2 separate regions of the Homo sapiens genome follow, and region 2 is linked to region 1. The links are chromatin loops, found by intact Hi-C in ENCODE. Cell type or tissue: dorsolateral prefrontal cortex. All regions are shown on one strand.

Region 1 (8,000 bases):
GGACATTAATCCAGTATGACTAGTGTCCTTATAAAAAGAGAAATTTGGGTGCAGAGACAGAGATAAGACCATGTAAAGACACAGAACGCCATTTACAAGCCAAGCTCCTAGAAGCTGGGAGAGAGGCTTGGAACAGATGTGCCTCACAGCCTCAGGAACCAATCCTGCCAGCACCTTGATCTTGGACTTCTCGCCTCCAGACCTGTGAGACAATATATTGCTGTTGTCTAAGCCTCCCAGTTTGTGGTGCTTTGTTTTGGAGGCCCTGGCACACTAATACAGTATCCACTGGACTCTCAGTAACTAAAGGGACGAAAGTGTCCTCCTTCTCCCTGCATCCCCTTATTGCCAAATGCATCTTGGGAAGGCTATTACGAGCCTTAGAAGGATGAGGAGTGACCTAAATGGTAAGTTTAAGTAACATCCAGAATTTGTATGTAGAAAAATTCAGATCATAAGGATTTATACCTCAGTATGCTATTGTTCAGGTGCCATCTTTTTGTAATAAGTCGTAGAACCAATAAATTTGAAAGAATTAATGAGGACTTCAGTTTCTATCAGTCATATTTAATCTTTTTAATAACATGACTTGATCTAACATTTTTTATTTCTAGGTGCTAGATGCACGTGTGTTTCTTACATTATTCTGTTTTTCTTACCTAATTTCTAAAAATCACAGGTGCGTGTTTCATAGTTTCATTTTACCTGTCATGTTAGAATAAAGCTATTGGGCAAGAGGTAGTGAGGTATTAGTACTGGAAATAGATGTTTCTCTCTAGTTGATTGTTGTTCCTTTGTGAATGGTAGAGAATCATTCTGCAGTGTGATTGATAAATGTGGAAGTGGGTCGGTTGTTTATCTTTCTTGATTGCTTATATCCAATTTTTGTTGTGTTGGGAGAGCTTGTAGAAATATACTTATTTCTTTTTTTTTTTTTTTTTTGAGGCGGAGTCTCGCTCTGTCGCCCAGGCTGGAGTGCAGTGGCGGGATCTCGGCTCACTGCAAGCTCCGCCTCCCGGGTTCACGCCATTCTCCTGCCTCAGCCTCCCAAGTAGCTGGGACTACAGGCGCCCGCCACTACGCCCGGCTAATTTTTTGTATTTTTAGTAGAGACGGGGTTTCACCGTTTTAGCCGGGATGGTCTCGATCTCCTGACCTCGTGATCTGCCCGCCTCGGCCTCCCAAAGTGCTGGGATTACAGGCGTGAGCCACCGCGCCTGGCCGAAATATACTTATTTCTAAGGATTATCTTGCTTTGAGTTAATCAGAACAAGAATCCCTCAAAAGCCTTTTTAATGTATTCTTGAAGAGTGTTTTTATATTATATTTGGAATTCAAAAATATAGCATTTTCAACGTAGCTTGGGCTCTGTTTCATTGAAATCTAACCACCCATTAGTGAAGCTGCGTCATGCTGTGGGCCTGGCCTGGGCCTGTTCTCTGTTGTATCCTGGGTCTAGCTCAGTACATAGCACACAGGAGGAGTTTGGTGAATATAGATGTGGTGTGAAATGAATCCACCGTGTGGTCCAAAAGAAAAAGCAAAAAGCACTATATTATATAATAATTATTATATATCTTTAATTTATTTGGACTTAAATATTTTAACACAGAACTACTTATGTGCCGTTTTGGGCCAAAGAAGATAATTATTCAAGGACTTTCTTGAGTCATTACCCCTCTGTATTACAACAGAGCTGCAGAATCAGGCCATGTAGCCCCATTATAAAGGTATCTGGTAAATGAACATTAGCTTTTCACTGCTCTGTGTTAGCCCTGTCTTCATTCAACTACAAAGGCCGGAAACATATCGAGTGATAAGGAAGCTAGCATTCCTTAATGAGGCGAGTCCAGCTTCATGAATGATGTATTTTAATTAATTTATTTATTTATTTATTTATTTTTGAGACAGAGTCTTGCTCTGGCACCCAGGCTGGAGTGCAGTGGCTCAATCTCGGCTCACTGCAACCTTCACCTCCCAGGTTCAAGCGATTCTCATGCCTCAGCCCCAGAGTAGCTGGGATTACAGGCACGCACAACCATGCCTTGTCTAATTTTTGTATTAGTAGAGACGGGGTTTCACCATGTTGGCCAGTCTGGTCTCGAACTCCTGACCTCAGGTAGTCCACCTGCCTCGGCCTCCCAAGGTGCCGGGATTACAGGTGTGAGCCACTGAGCCTGGCCATGAATGATGTATATTAAATACTAATGCTCTCTTTTTAGGAAGAAGCCAATCCTGCTTGTGCATGGTGATAAGCGAGAGGCTAAGGCTCACCTCCATGCCCAGGCCAAGCCTTACGAGAACATCTCTCTCTGCCAGGTAAGCCACTTACTGCCGTTGGAGAGCACGCGTAGTCTGAGTTAGAAGGAAACTTAGACATTTAGTCCACCCTCTCACTTAGTGCAGAAATCCTCTCTCCAGCATCAGTCATCAATAGATATTTGTCTAGCCTCAGCTTAAACACTTCCTGAGATAGAGCATCCCATTCATAGTACTCCTCAGGGTTGGAAAGGTTTTTCTTTTTGTGGGCCTGAAGTCTTCTTACTAATTTCTACTCATTGGTCTTAATTTTCCCCTTCTGGAGCCACACAGAATAAGTAAGTCTTTCATCTTACACATGTCAGTGATTCATATATCTAAAGTGATCTGTCCTGTCTCCCTTCGTTTTCTCTCTTTAATTCAAACATTCTCTTTCTTCAGTTTTACTCAATGTAGTATGGATTCTGAGTCTTTCCGCAACCTGCTAGTGCTCCCCTGGTTGCATGTAGCTTGTCAGTATGCCTGTTGAAACCTGGGTTTCAACACTGAATAGGTCCTCTGGATGTAGTTCAGTGGCTGTGGGTTTCTTTTTGTGAGTATCCTGTGAGTGCAACTTAAAACTTGTAGTTTTTTGTGACACCTTATGTAACTTATATTAGCTGCCATTGACACTTCAACGGTAGTCCTTCAACTGTAGTTCTTTTTTTTTCACATGAGTTGCATCTAAGGTCTAAACAGGAGAGACCCATAGATTAAAAAACTGTTAGGAAACTATGTGAGTCGTATGCTGTGTATGATCTAAGTCCAATGTGGAGACATTAAGTGGTCTTGTAACAGGCATATCCACTTGGTTTGCTAGGACCAAAGCAAAGCAGAAAAGAAAGCTATGTTAGTTTGTTCTTGCACCGCTATGAAGACATACCTGAGACTGGGTAATTTATAAAGAAGAGGGGCTTAATTGGCTCACGGTTCTGCAGGCTGTACATGAAGCATGGCTGAGGAGGCCTCAGGAAACTTTCAATTGTGACAGAAGGTGAAGAGGAAGCAGGCACATCTTACTTGGCCGGAGCAAGAGGGAAGAGAGGGGGAAGAGCTACACACTTTTATCAAACAACCAGATATCATGAGAACTCTCTATCACGAGAACAGCAAGGAGGAAGTCCACCCCCATGATCCAATCACCTCCTACCAGGCCCCTCCTCCAACATTGGGGATTATAATTTGAGATGAGATTTGGGTGGGGACATAGACCCAAACCATATCAAAGGCCAAGAAACGGTTATTGCCCAGTTTCTTTATATATTCCCATAATTTTGTCCTAATACTTTGCAGTTAGCATACAATGTGGCCAGTGAGTCTTGGACTTTCATTAGGATCCATTTCTTTAGACTCATCATCTAAAAAGATCTTCTATTACACGTGGCGCATTTTGAGCAAGAAACATGCAAAGTAGAAAGGAAAACAAGGAATACAGAAGAATTTCTCACATTTATGATAACTACTTCCTATAGAAATGGTGATTATGAAGTAGCTGGTGTAATAGTCACCTTTTCCTATTTCTTTTGGCTGTATTCGTTTGTTATGAGAAAACACGAAAGATGCTTTTTATAGCCCTTTTCTTTCCTTATCGTTAGCTTAGTGAAATTGGCAAAAGATTTCTGCTCTGCAAGTACAGAGACAGAGTGAATTACATCCTTTCTGGATTTTTTTTCTCATTTTCCTTCTAGTGTCTTTTTTCCCCATCCACAAAGATGTAAGAATTCCAACTCATATTGTATCACTCTTTTTCCAACTATATATGATATCTTTGTATTTTTTTAAGATTAATACAGTACAAGAGCTCAATCTTGTTAGTTTAAACATACCTCACAACATTTTCCTTATGATTTAACCCACTGCACTTTATAGAGTTGTCATTTTAAAAATGCCTTCTATCCAACATGGGCTCATCTCATGCCCATAGATGTGCCTTTGCTTCGCAGTTGCCAAAATTCCATTGTTTTGCTTCTATTTCCAGCAACATAAGAGGTTATACTGCAGTAGGATAGCTCCCATCAAACCTTATAGTGGGCAGAAAGTAAACTGACACAGAAATCCTGAAAACCAGTGACTAAATGAATGGAAATAAAGTCTTTTTCAAATATTACCTACCTGTGCTCGTTTAGGAGAGTGGTTCCTGTGCTTGATAGTGTGTTCCAGGCTGGCCACCAGAGGGCATAGTGAGCCACTTCTTCCAAACCTCTTGGAAAGAGCTGTGAAGAAGCTCCCAACTCTAGGCTGACGTACAGGATTGTGTCCTCCTGATCTCTTGAAGCACCTTTATACCTTGTCTGTAAGATAAAGTCTTTTTCTAGCAACGTGAGTCATTGAAACTGAGACACATTAGTCAGAGAATCGGTGGCTGCTGACCCTCTCCCATTTTGCAAATGTGGGACCTAAGGGCAGACATTGAGACCTTGTGGTGGTCAGAGTCACATTGCCTGGGCTCAGTCCCGGCTCTACGTGTGTGTATTAGTCTGCTTGGGTGCTATAACAAAATTACCTGGGTGACTTTTCTTGGACTTGGGTCGCTGAAACAACAGACACTTATTTCTCACAGTTCTGGAAGCTGGGAATTCAGGATCAAGGTGCCAGTCAGTTCAGTTCCAGGTGAGGGCTCTCTTGCCAGCTTATAGATGGCCACGTTCTCACGGTGTCCTCATGAGGGAGAGGGAGGAAGACAGACACATAGGCTGTCTGGTAGCTCTTGTATAAGGACAGCAGTCCTGTTGGATCAGGATCCCACCCTTATGACCTCATTTAACCTTAATTACCTCCATAAAGTCCCTCTCTGCAAATAGTCACATTGGAAGTTGGGGCTTCAACATATGAATTTGGTGGGGGACAGAAGTGTTTAGTCTACAACACTTATTCTGGGCTTGTCACTGGCTTGTCACCTAATTTCTTTATCTTTGAAATTGATTGCTAATGCTGTTCATCCTAGAGTTTACTAAAGGACTTGGTGCACTAGCCCAAAAACAGCACCCAGTAAACAATATCTATTGAAGCTATTATCCTTGTTTTTTGTGCTTAGACTTACCCAGAAGCATGTAACTTTTAGCAAACGAAACAAAAGCCAGGTCTCTTGACCATTGTTCTTTCTCAGCTAAATATCAGTTTATAGAGTGGCAGTCTTCCTTCTCATTTGGTAATTTTGAAAACATGAAATAGAGTTCCCTGCACTTTCTTCTGTGGCCAGAATGCACAGATGCATGCTGGTCTGTGAGCATCTCCATTCCAAACAGGAGCTGTGTTGTAACTCACCTGTGTATTCCAGTCGCCCATTACTGCCCCCAGCAAAGTTTCACCCATGTCATGTGGTAAGGAGGCTGGGGTAGGTAGTGGGGAGAGGTTGCAGTAGTGATTGCCACGATTATAGAGTGCCTATTGCATGCAGGCCCCCGTTGCTCAGCATTTTACATATGTGATCTCGTTCCTGACAACTCTGGATCTCAGAATGGTACCGTTTTAAAGAGGAGAAAGCTGAGGCATAGAGTTAGATGTATTTTCCAGAGTCATACAAAGTTGTGAAGGCAGGATTTGAGCCCATGTACTGCGTTCCTAATTGTGAAACTTTTACGGTTATTTAAACTCTTTCATAATCTGCATCTTGTGACATATTCTGCTTAACCAAGATCTGGCATTAGTGGGTATTAGATAACATGTTTTCTATATACATACCCTCCATTAGTTTGTAAAGGTGTCATTTTATAACATGAAAATGGATTTCATATGTTTTTATTTTCAGCACTTGCTATGCTAATATAAGAACATTTCTATTTTAATTTAACATCCTAAGTCTTTATGTTGCCACCACTTTCAGTGTTTCTTTTTTTGTTTTTGGAGACGGAGTCTCGCTCTGTCACCCAGGCTGGAGTGCAGTGGCGCTATCTCAGCTCACTGCAAGCTCTGCCTCCTGGGTTCACGCCATTCTCCTGCCTCAGCCTCCTAAGTAGCTGGGACTACAGGCGCTGGCCACCACGCCTGGCAAATTTTTTCATATTTTTAGTAGAAACGGGGTTCCACTGCGTTAGCCAGGATGGTCTCCATCTCCTGACTTCGTGATGTGCCCGCCTCAGCCTCCCAAAGTGCTGGGATTACAGGCGTGAGCCACCGCACCTGGCCTTCAGTGTTTCTTTTAAATATGCTCTGAAAACTGTGTACCATTAATTTCTGTATAAGCCAAATATCTAAAACTTTGCATAGAGACTCACTTGTTTTACTAGTTTTTTGTCAACTAAAGAATTTAGGCTTCTCAGTCCTAATTACTGTAATTAAAAATGTAGTATATATTCTGTAGTGTATAATCATTCTGGGTAACAAAATTTGTGTTTTTTTTTTTTTTTTTTTTAATGAGCGTCCCCAGATGCTATTATAAAAGCTGTCTTGTTATTCAAGGGCTTGCCTGGTAGAGATCAGTAAAAATAGTTTTAAAAAAAAAAGTTGACCTGATTGCTTTCTAATGTAATTTCCAGTAGATATGGATATTAGTGAGTTGTTTTTAAATAAATGACTTCTTTTTCATCCTAGGCAAAGTTGGATATTGCGTTTGGAACACACCACACGTAAGCACTTTTTGTGAAATAGGGGAACCCCTCAAGCATTGTCATTTGTCCATTACACGGTTATTCTTAGGAGAGACTGAGCATGGTAGGCCCACCTAGGATCTAGCACAGCGATGCTTAACTGAGCCTGGGGGAGCTATTCTTTTATTTAATGCTCTTATAAAAATTATTTGGTCTTTCCTTTTAATTTTATAGATCAGGAAACTGAGGCCCAGGTTTAGGTATGTGATTTTTCCTTGGGCCAGTAGTGGAGACAGGAATAGAACCTATTTATTCTAACTTTAATTAATATATACACACAATTTTTCAAGATGTGGTCTCACTCTGTTGCCCAGACTGGAGTGCAGTGGCATGATCACAGCTCACTGCAGCCTCCAACTCCTGGGCTTAAGCAATCCTCCCACCTCAGCCTCCCGAGCAGCTGGGACTACAGGCACACGCCACCATGCCTGGCTAATTTTTTTGTAGAGACAGGGGTCTCACTTTGTGACCCAGGCTGATCTCGAACTCCTGGACTCAAACAGACCTCCTGCCTTAGCCTCTCAAAGTGCTGGGATTACAGGCATGAGCCCCTGTGCTGGCATTAACTTTAGCTTTAAATTTGTTCTTGTTTGCTCATTGCTAAAATTTACCTTATTATTTCCTTTGGTCCATTCACCACTACCCCCTCGCTCCTACACACATACTTTGCAGGTTAAACTCAACAGAGCTCTTTTTTTTTTTTTTTTTTTTTTTTTTTTAGACAGAGTCTCGCTCTGTTGCCCAGCCTGGAGTGCAGTGGCACAATCTTGGCTCACTGCAACCTCCATCTCCTGGGTTCAAACGATTCTCCTGCCTCAGCCTCCCAAGTAGCTGGGGTTACAGGCCACTGCCACCACACCTGGCTAACTTTTATATTTTTATTAGAGACGGGGTTTCACCATGTTTGCCAGGCTGGTCTCAAACTCCTGACCTCAGGTGATCCACCCTCCTCTGCCTCCCCAAGTGTTGGGATTACAGGTGTGAGCTACCATGCCTGGCCAAGAGCTCTTAATTCAGAGTTTAAAATGCCTAGGAGGCTGGGCGCTGTGGCTCATGCCTGTAATCCCAGCACTTTGGGAGGCCAAGGTGGGTGGATTATTTGAGATCAGGAGTTCG
Region 2 (8,000 bases), 48 kb after region 1:
GGTGAAAACGAGTTTTCAACAGAAGCCAGGACAGGCAGTGGACAATGGATTCCATGTGGAGAACAGAAGCTAGAACTCTTTGGAGTTGTGGGAGCAAGAGACCCCTGTGGTGTCGCTGTGCCTCATGAAAGACATAGTGCTTTTGCTGTACATGACGGGCGTGTGTGTGCACGCACACACACACACTCCCCCCACCCTCCCTGCCTCCCAACCCCACAAGAGTTTGGAAATACCCCATCTTCCTGGCTGCCCCAGGTGCCCGTGATTCAAAGTATTAACCCAGAATGTAAAAAGTTATTAAAGATGATATCTCAGGGAATGTTGATTTATCACCTAGACAACCTGCAAGTGACTTTCAGGCTCTCAGTGTTCACAGTAGAGTTTCTAAGGTTCCAAATGCTTAGAAATCTGTTACAAGCCAAATAAAAGGAGGGATTGGAGGAAGCCATCTGAAAGGCTGTCCTTGTGATCTCTGTTGAACATTACTTTGGAATAAGCCCTCAAATCTTGGAATGCTAAGAAAACACAACTCATGGGGAAAGAATGAGAACAGCCTTCCAGAAGATACCTCCCGTCTTTGTTGTCATGATACTGATAGTCAAGAGTTGGCCAGAAAGCGATCATCTAAAAACTGAGAAAAACACCTCAGACCCACTGGTTGGTTTTGCCGTTAGACTTTCCTCTTCGCCCAGGAGATGACCTGTTTTACTAACAGGTGAAAGACCTAAAAGCAAGATGTCATCTTGGACTTTTAAAAAAAGTTTTTTTCCTAGAATCATAATACCAGTTTATCATAAACATCAGCTTCCTCTTCACTTTATGTCTCAACGACGTTATAGACAGTGATGTTCATGATTGTGGTCCTTGTGCAAAGGTTTCCTGTCCTCAATATGGTTCATTTAGGAAGCCAGGAAAGCTTGTAAATAATGCTCTATTTGCTTAAGTCAGCCTAATCGCTTCAAGAGTTTTCCTTAGCTCTGATTTCCACATTCTTCTTTCTCTGTTCCCATAGAACCCTTAACAAACTTTTTTTTTTTTTTTTATCTTACTTGGTCGTTGTTTTTGTTTGACTCTCCAATTCCAGCAGACAATAGTTCCAGCACATAGCTCAGAAAACATACTTGGTGCACCAGTGAGTGAATCTCGAAATAGTCACAGTCATCCACAAAGTCAGGCTCTAAAGAGTTTTCTGAATAGCTGAGGTTTATATGTTTTAAAAATGAAATAGAACTTGGGTGAGCCTAACTGAAAAAATGTTTATGGTGGGTTTATGTTAGTCTCTGCCACATTCGCTTATAAAAAGAGTCTCTGAAGACGCCTCAGAGCTTAGTGGTCTCCATTCCTGAGCACCTTAATATGCACCTTGGCACCTCTTGCAAGTTCAGTGTCCAGTCTCCTTTGTCCTGCTGCAGCTTGATTTTTTTTCTTTTTCTTGAGACGAGGTTTTAATTGTCATCCAGACTGGAGTGTGGTGGTGTAGTTTTTGCTTGCTGCAACCTCCACCTCCCAGGCTCAAGCGATCCTCCCACCGCAGCCTTCCAAGTAGCTAGGACTGTAGGTTCGCGTCACCATGCCTGGCTAATGTTTTTTAGAAATGTGGTTTTGCCATCTTTCCCAGGCTGGTCCTGGGTTCAAGTGGTCCGCCCGCCTCGGCCTCCCAAAATGCTGGGATTACAGGAGTGAGCCACCATGCCTGGCTTGTACCATGATTTTTTTAGCCACAACTCTTTGAACATATAAAACATCATTCTGAATGTACCATTTATCTCTAGATACAAATAACAGTCTTTGCCCTCAGAGCTGTTTTCTTCACATTGAAAGTAGAAATTAGCACTACCTGGCAAAAAAACTGAAAAAGGAAATATGAAGCTTAAGATACTACTACATAAGATAATATTAACTTTCTTCTTAAATGCTAGTTTTATGTACAACAAAACCAGAAATCCTGGCTACTCCAGGATCGTGAAAAGAAAAGGGGCTTTAGAACGAAAAAAATAAAATCTAAGGAAAGATAATTATTTTAATAGCTGCCCTCAGGAAAATGCAGATGAGGGTGAAACTATCCCAAATTAGCAATTAGATAAATCTCGAGGATTAGAGAACAGCAGATTTTAAATTCTCTTTTCAAAAATGCAGCAACTCTGCTAGAAAATGAATGAATGTGATTGCAGCTATATATTTTTTTGACCGGTGCTCTTGCAGCTGTGGAAGTTTGACCCACACTGAGATGCCTCCCTGAGTCAGCCCTATCTGTGTCCTTGTCTCTGCAGCGCAAATCTGTCCAAGGCTGCCTGGGGAGCATTGGAGAAGAATGGCACCCAGCTGATGATCCGCTCCTACGAGCTCGGGGTCCTTTTCCTCCCTTCAGCATTTGTAAGTTTACACTTCCAACTGCACAGTGGGTCACATGGGAGATGAATTGGGCTTTGTGTTCTCTTCCTTTAGTCACAACAGCTTGCCTAAGGTAGGCAGGAAACAGTCGGGATTCTTACCCAGAGCCTGCACTCTTAACCGCTGGTCTGTACCTCTGAGCTTACTGAACACTCACCAGTCTGGGTGCAGTGGGATACCTGCTTTCAAGGCATGTACTTGATTAGGAATTGACTGTGTGCTTCCAGCGAAATTAATAACATTTAAAATAAATATTGTGAACTACAATGTGAAGATTTATCTCGAGGTGGTAGATGACAAGTCACCAAAGGAATGGCCCAATCAAGCACAAGTTGTTTTAGGTAGGGGTGACTGGAGGATGAAGTTGGGAAGCAGGAGAGCTTGGCAGAGTATTTGAAAGATGCTTAGGATGTAGGCTGTATAGAGAGAGGTGGGAATGGCATCAACGTTGGAAAGGAATTGGTAGTAGCACAAACTGGGAAGCAGAGATTGGTTCACATCATCGGCTAGAGTTTGGCTGGGCGGGGCCAGTGGGGTGGCACAAAGGACATGTGCTTCTGGCCCAGTAAGCCCCCTGGAAAAGCACCGTGTCGAACTGGTCTTTCGAGATGTCCAGCACAGCCAGCTTGTCTCCTAGCTCTGGAGCCACTTGAGATTTCTGTGTCCAAACACCAGAAAGAGTGGCTGTGTCCAAACACCAGAAGGAGTGGCTTGCACATAGGGGCTGGGGTGTACAAGCCATCTGTTTCTCTAAATGCTAGAATCACGCTTGACCCAGAGAGATATTCTCACCATAAGAGGCACATGGACTGAGATCTCCCATGTCACCTCCTTATACTCACTGTGGGTACACACACACAGAATACAGAATCGCCCACACAATGAGATGGCTAATGCTTTTTCCTTCCTTCCTCCCTTCCTCCCTCCCTCCCTCCCTCCCTTCCTTCCTTCCTGTCACTGTGGGCACACACTCAGAATCGCCCACACGATGAGATGGCTAATGCTTTGCCCACATGATCAGATGGCTAATGCTTTTTCCTTCCCTCCCTCCCTCCCTCCCTCCCTCCCTTCCGTCCCTCCCTCCCTCCCTCCCTTCCTTCCCTCCCTCCCTTCCTTCCTTCCCTCCCTCCCTCCCTTCCTTCCTTCCCTCCCTCCCTCCCTCCCTCCCTGCCTGCCTTTGTCCCTCCCTCCCTCCCCGCCTTCCTTCCTCCCTCCCTCCCCTGCCCTCCTCACTGGCTATAGTTGAATTTATGACAAACACACATGACAAAGCTCCATTGTGGACAACACCAACTGGACCAGATGATTTAGCTGAGGGGTTGGTGTGTGCTTGTCCTCAGACTTCAATCTGGACTAATCCAGTCTTTTTTTTTTTTTTAGACAGAGTCTCGCTCTGTCGCCCAGGCTGGAGTGCAGTGGCATGATCTCGGCTCACTGCAACCTCCACCTCCAGGGTTCAAGTGATTTTCCTGCATCAGCCTCCCTAGTAGATGGGACTACAGGCGCCTGCCACCACGTCCAGCTAATTTTTGTATTTTTAGTAGAGACGGGGTTTCACCATGTTGGCCAAGTCTCCAACTCCTGGCCTCAAGCGATCTGCCTGCCTCAGCCTCCCAAAGTGCTGGGATTACAGGTGTGTGCCACTGCTTAATCCAGTCTTAAGGCACGCTGGAGAGCACCCACCTTCCCAGCCCACCCCAGCGTCGTTCACTGTTTCTCACACCGTGCTCAGGTGAAGAGCTCTTTTCTCCCTTTCTCTCTCCTCTTCTCACCAGTCTATCCATTCTTTCTCTTTCTGTCTCAGTTTCACTACAAAACTATGTAACTAACCTCTTTTAGTTATAAGATTTCAGCTTTATCATACAGCTTGTGGGAAACAATGAAGTCACATCACTAGGAGGTGTGATTATAGTGACTGTGGCTTTTATAATAACTGTGGCTGGAGTTCTCTCCCAATAATAAGTAATGGAATAAATTCCACATCACTCCTGTTTGGCTTCTGTTGTCAGCATTTACAAAAGTCTGGTCCTTTGTAACTGTTCTGACCATGAAAATGCTGATCATGAAAATGCTAATAGGAAGAAATGTATTGCCCTTCCAGGTCCTCTAAACCCTTCTGAGCTATTCATTTTTTACCCCAGATATTCTTTCTCTGACTATCCATTAATGAAGGCTAATAGAGAAAAAGAAATAATCATTTGGAATCCCTAAACCGACCTTATAGGGGGGCTCTTCTATATTTTGGAATAAGAAAGAGCCCCATTATAGCACATTCCAGGTAAAATAGAGATTGCATTATTTATAAAGACCATCAGACAAGAATATAAAACAGATTCCACCCCTTCTAGACTATGCCAACTGATTCAAGAGCTAGGCACCAATTAGGGTGACGATGTAATTAACAGTCTAAGATTGTAACAGATTTTCCAAGAGTTTGTTAGCACATCTCAAAAAACAGAGCCTGGAACAGTGCTTTCCAGCAGGCTTCCGTCATGACCCTGGTGAGGCCCCACTCACTATACCTATCTTGTCATTAGTCATTGTCCCTTTGGTTGGGCTGTGTCCTTCAGTGAATCACAAATGACTTGGGCAGAGTGCTCTAATCAGGCATTGTGGACGGTACACAGAATGGCTTTACCCTTCCCCTCCCAGGGAGCTCATAGGCTAGTTGGGCAGGGTGGTCATAGAGTCAGATGGCCACCTGATACACCTAAGCAATGAGACAGAGACATCCTTCCTGGGTGAGAGCTGGGTGCTGAGATCTGAGGGAGGTGCCTACCTGAGTGAGCAGAGCCAGAGGACTTTGTTGTGCATTACAGAAACCAATTTGTGCCCACAGAAGCCCACAGATGGAAGGAGTTTACTGAAAAGATGCTGGGGGGATGTCATGGGATCAGAGGAGTTGCTGAGTAGCTGAGACTTGGGAGCAACGGGCCCAGGCCCTCTTAGGGGACTCAGCAGCGGCCCTTCTCCCTGGGTTCTGCAGCTAGCATGGCTCTGCAGCCCAGGTGCTGGCCAGTCCGCATCCCAGTGACACCTCAGGCCTAGATCTGCCTTCCATGACTCAGGACTCTCCCAGCTCCATTCCCGGAGAAAGAGCCTGTTTCCAGAGAAGGGAGGATGGATGTGAGCGAGGAAGTCACCCTAAGGGGTAGATACTACCAAGGGGTTTCACCCATAAGTGAGTTGATGTGCGTCTTGTCAGTCTGTAAAAAGGGTTGTTGGGTTATTTTGATATAGGAGACTTTATCTTAAAGTGCTTATATCACAACATCTATGTTGTCTACTGATATGTGAAGCTTCTGGAAAAAAAGTAGACCTTTGCTTGGCCTTCACAAAATTAACATTGATGGTTTTGACCTTGAGGATGACCCAGAGATTTGTGCCATGAGGTAGTTTGTCGTTTCGCTGAGTTTATACGTGCACAGGAGTGAGATGCTTAACTTGTGAAGGAGAGGCTGTCCAACGGAACAGCCCGACGGTTCCCTCCTCAAAGCATACCCCAGGCTCCTACCTGGACGTTCCAGTGGCCTGGGACTACCCACCTCCATACTCACTTCAGTCCCACACATACCCTGTGCCTGCTGTCTTCCAGGCCCCTGCGAAGAGAATAAAGGATGAAGTGGAGGCTTCGTTCTCTGGTAACGCATGGATAAGCTGAGGAAACAGACACTGGTGATTACAATATATGACAACAACTAGGGTGTGGGGCATTCAAAATACAGGGGCTCTGAGAAGAGGGACCATGTGGTCTGCCCGGGGGGCTTGGGAAAGGCTTTGTTAAGGAGGTGGCATTCGATCTCACTCTTGAGAAAGGAGTATGAGCTTAACTGCTGTCAGGGAAGAGGAGGCTTCCAGACAGAGATAATAGTGCAGGCTGTGTTTGGGAAAGAGCAAACAGTTCTGTGTGCTTGGAATGGGGATGGGGCGTGGGTATGAGAGGCTTGGAATTCCAATCTGAAGGAGACTGGAGAACAGAACACACCACTGGCCTTGGTTCCACGTGGATAGTAGAAAGGCATCAGTTTTTTAAGCAGGGCTAGTGGTCTTAGGCCAGTTTTCAGAGAATTTGAATCTTACAAAATATAATTCTGAAATTAGGATTATGATTTATACTATTTAAAAGGTACTTGAGGATATAGCACATTGCATGTATTATCAAAATCATCATCTTAGCCATGTAAACCACACTGTTTAACAAACCTGATTATTAATGAGTCACTGTTACTATTCACCTCACTCTCTTGGCACGTCTTTTCTTTTTTTTTCCTTTGAGACAGGCTCTTGCTCTGCCGCCCAGGCTGGAGTACAGAGCTGCAGTCTCCACCAGGCTCAAGCAGTCCTCCCACTTCAGCCTCCTGAGTAGCTGGGACTACAAGTGTGTGCCACTACACCCAGCTGACTTGTTAATTTTTCTGTAGAGATGCGGTCTTGCCATGTTGCCCAGACTGGTCTTGAACTGCTGGGCTCAAGTGATCCTTCTCAGCCTCCCAAAAGATCTTGTCATTTCTCACTCCTTAATGCTTCTTGATAATCTGTTCCCTCTGAACACCCCCGCAACATCACATGCTGGGCGAATCAGCTGTTACTGCCATGGCCCCCACTTCACCTCCCTGGGCCACATCTATGCTACTCCTCAGTCCACTGTGGGAATGGGCCTTGTAGACCACAGATCTGGTTTTGTTACCTGCTGGAGATCCTGTAAGGTAGAATCCAGCCTCCTTAGCAGGGCTTCTTTTCCCCTTCGTGCTCCGACTCCTAACCTCTCGTTCCTGGTACTTACTGTTTATGCTGTGCAGAACTCATGGCTCTCACTACGAGCCAGGTCCACCCTGCTAGCCAGCCATAATCTGTACTGAGAATGACACCTTTACGCCCCACCTCTGCCTGCTGCACCTGTCTCCACTCCAGGCACCCCTCCTCTGCATCCACAACTTTCTAGAACCTGGGGCTCAGCACATATCCCACCTTGCATTGTGACCTTTGACTCTTGTCTCCTGGACCAGAGTGAGCTGAATGGGTCATGTGGGAGGCTTTTCCTAAGTGTCTGTTAGTTGAAGTTGTTTCCTTTAAGTTGATCCATACCGAACAATGTGAGAAGTGTGTGAAACAGTATGGAGACTGTGATTTTGGTCCAGTGGGTATTGTGTGCAGTAGGTGCTTAAATATGTTCACAAACTGTGTTGTAAAGCAATTTGCAGTATGGAATAGCTCATCTGTAGCTGTCTTGAAATTAAAATACACATACGCTTAGGAGTCCACTGCAGTACTTACAAATGCCAATCCCTATAAATTAATTTAATAAATATCTTAAAGATTTCTGTATCATAATCCTAAAATGTTTACTGACAAGAATGCAGTTTATCATAAAATGAGGCCAGGAGTTAATATCTTTTTTTAGGTTTCCCTGTTCAGTACCAGCAAGACATGCCTTTTAGTGTTTTTGGCTTCATGTTTGCCAAATAGACTTACTTAATACAGAATTTTTTAGACATCCTTCAGACTGGACATCATCCAGAATTTACTTCCTTGAGATCAGCCCTCCTTCATATCTCTTGGGTAGAACTCTGTGTCCGCACCACCCACATGTCTGAGGTATCAGCAGCCAG

Evidence for each region. Peaks named below come from ENCODE experiments on the same cell type or tissue, not always from the same donor. Only the 100,000 strongest peaks of a DNase experiment are listed, where the experiment ranks them.
Region 2: it touches region 1 in a loop (4-fold over the local background); 2 of 110 quality-filtered maps call a loop at or near these places.

Annotation. Positions count from the first base shown.
Region 1 is chr14:89,968,953-89,976,952 of GRCh38, forward strand. TDP1 (tyrosyl-DNA phosphodiesterase 1) reads left to right here. Exons shown (of 17, transcript NM_018319.4): 6 at 2,223-2,319; 7 at 6,829-6,863. Among named protein-coding and RNA genes, the nearest start is that of TDP1, 17 kb to the left of the region's middle. In dorsolateral prefrontal cortex, CTCF peaks have their summits at 4,457 (motif pointing right) and 4,659; a DNase peak (open chromatin) is centred at 4,489.
Region 2 is chr14:90,017,046-90,025,045 of GRCh38, forward strand. It overlaps TDP1 (tyrosyl-DNA phosphodiesterase 1), which reads left to right. Exons shown (of 17, transcript NM_018319.4): 15 at 2,271-2,373. Among named protein-coding and RNA genes, the nearest start is that of KCNK13, 41 kb to the right of the region's middle. In dorsolateral prefrontal cortex, no CTCF peak of the experiment used is centred here; a DNase peak (open chromatin) is centred at 3,662; H3K27ac peaks cover 1,867 bases.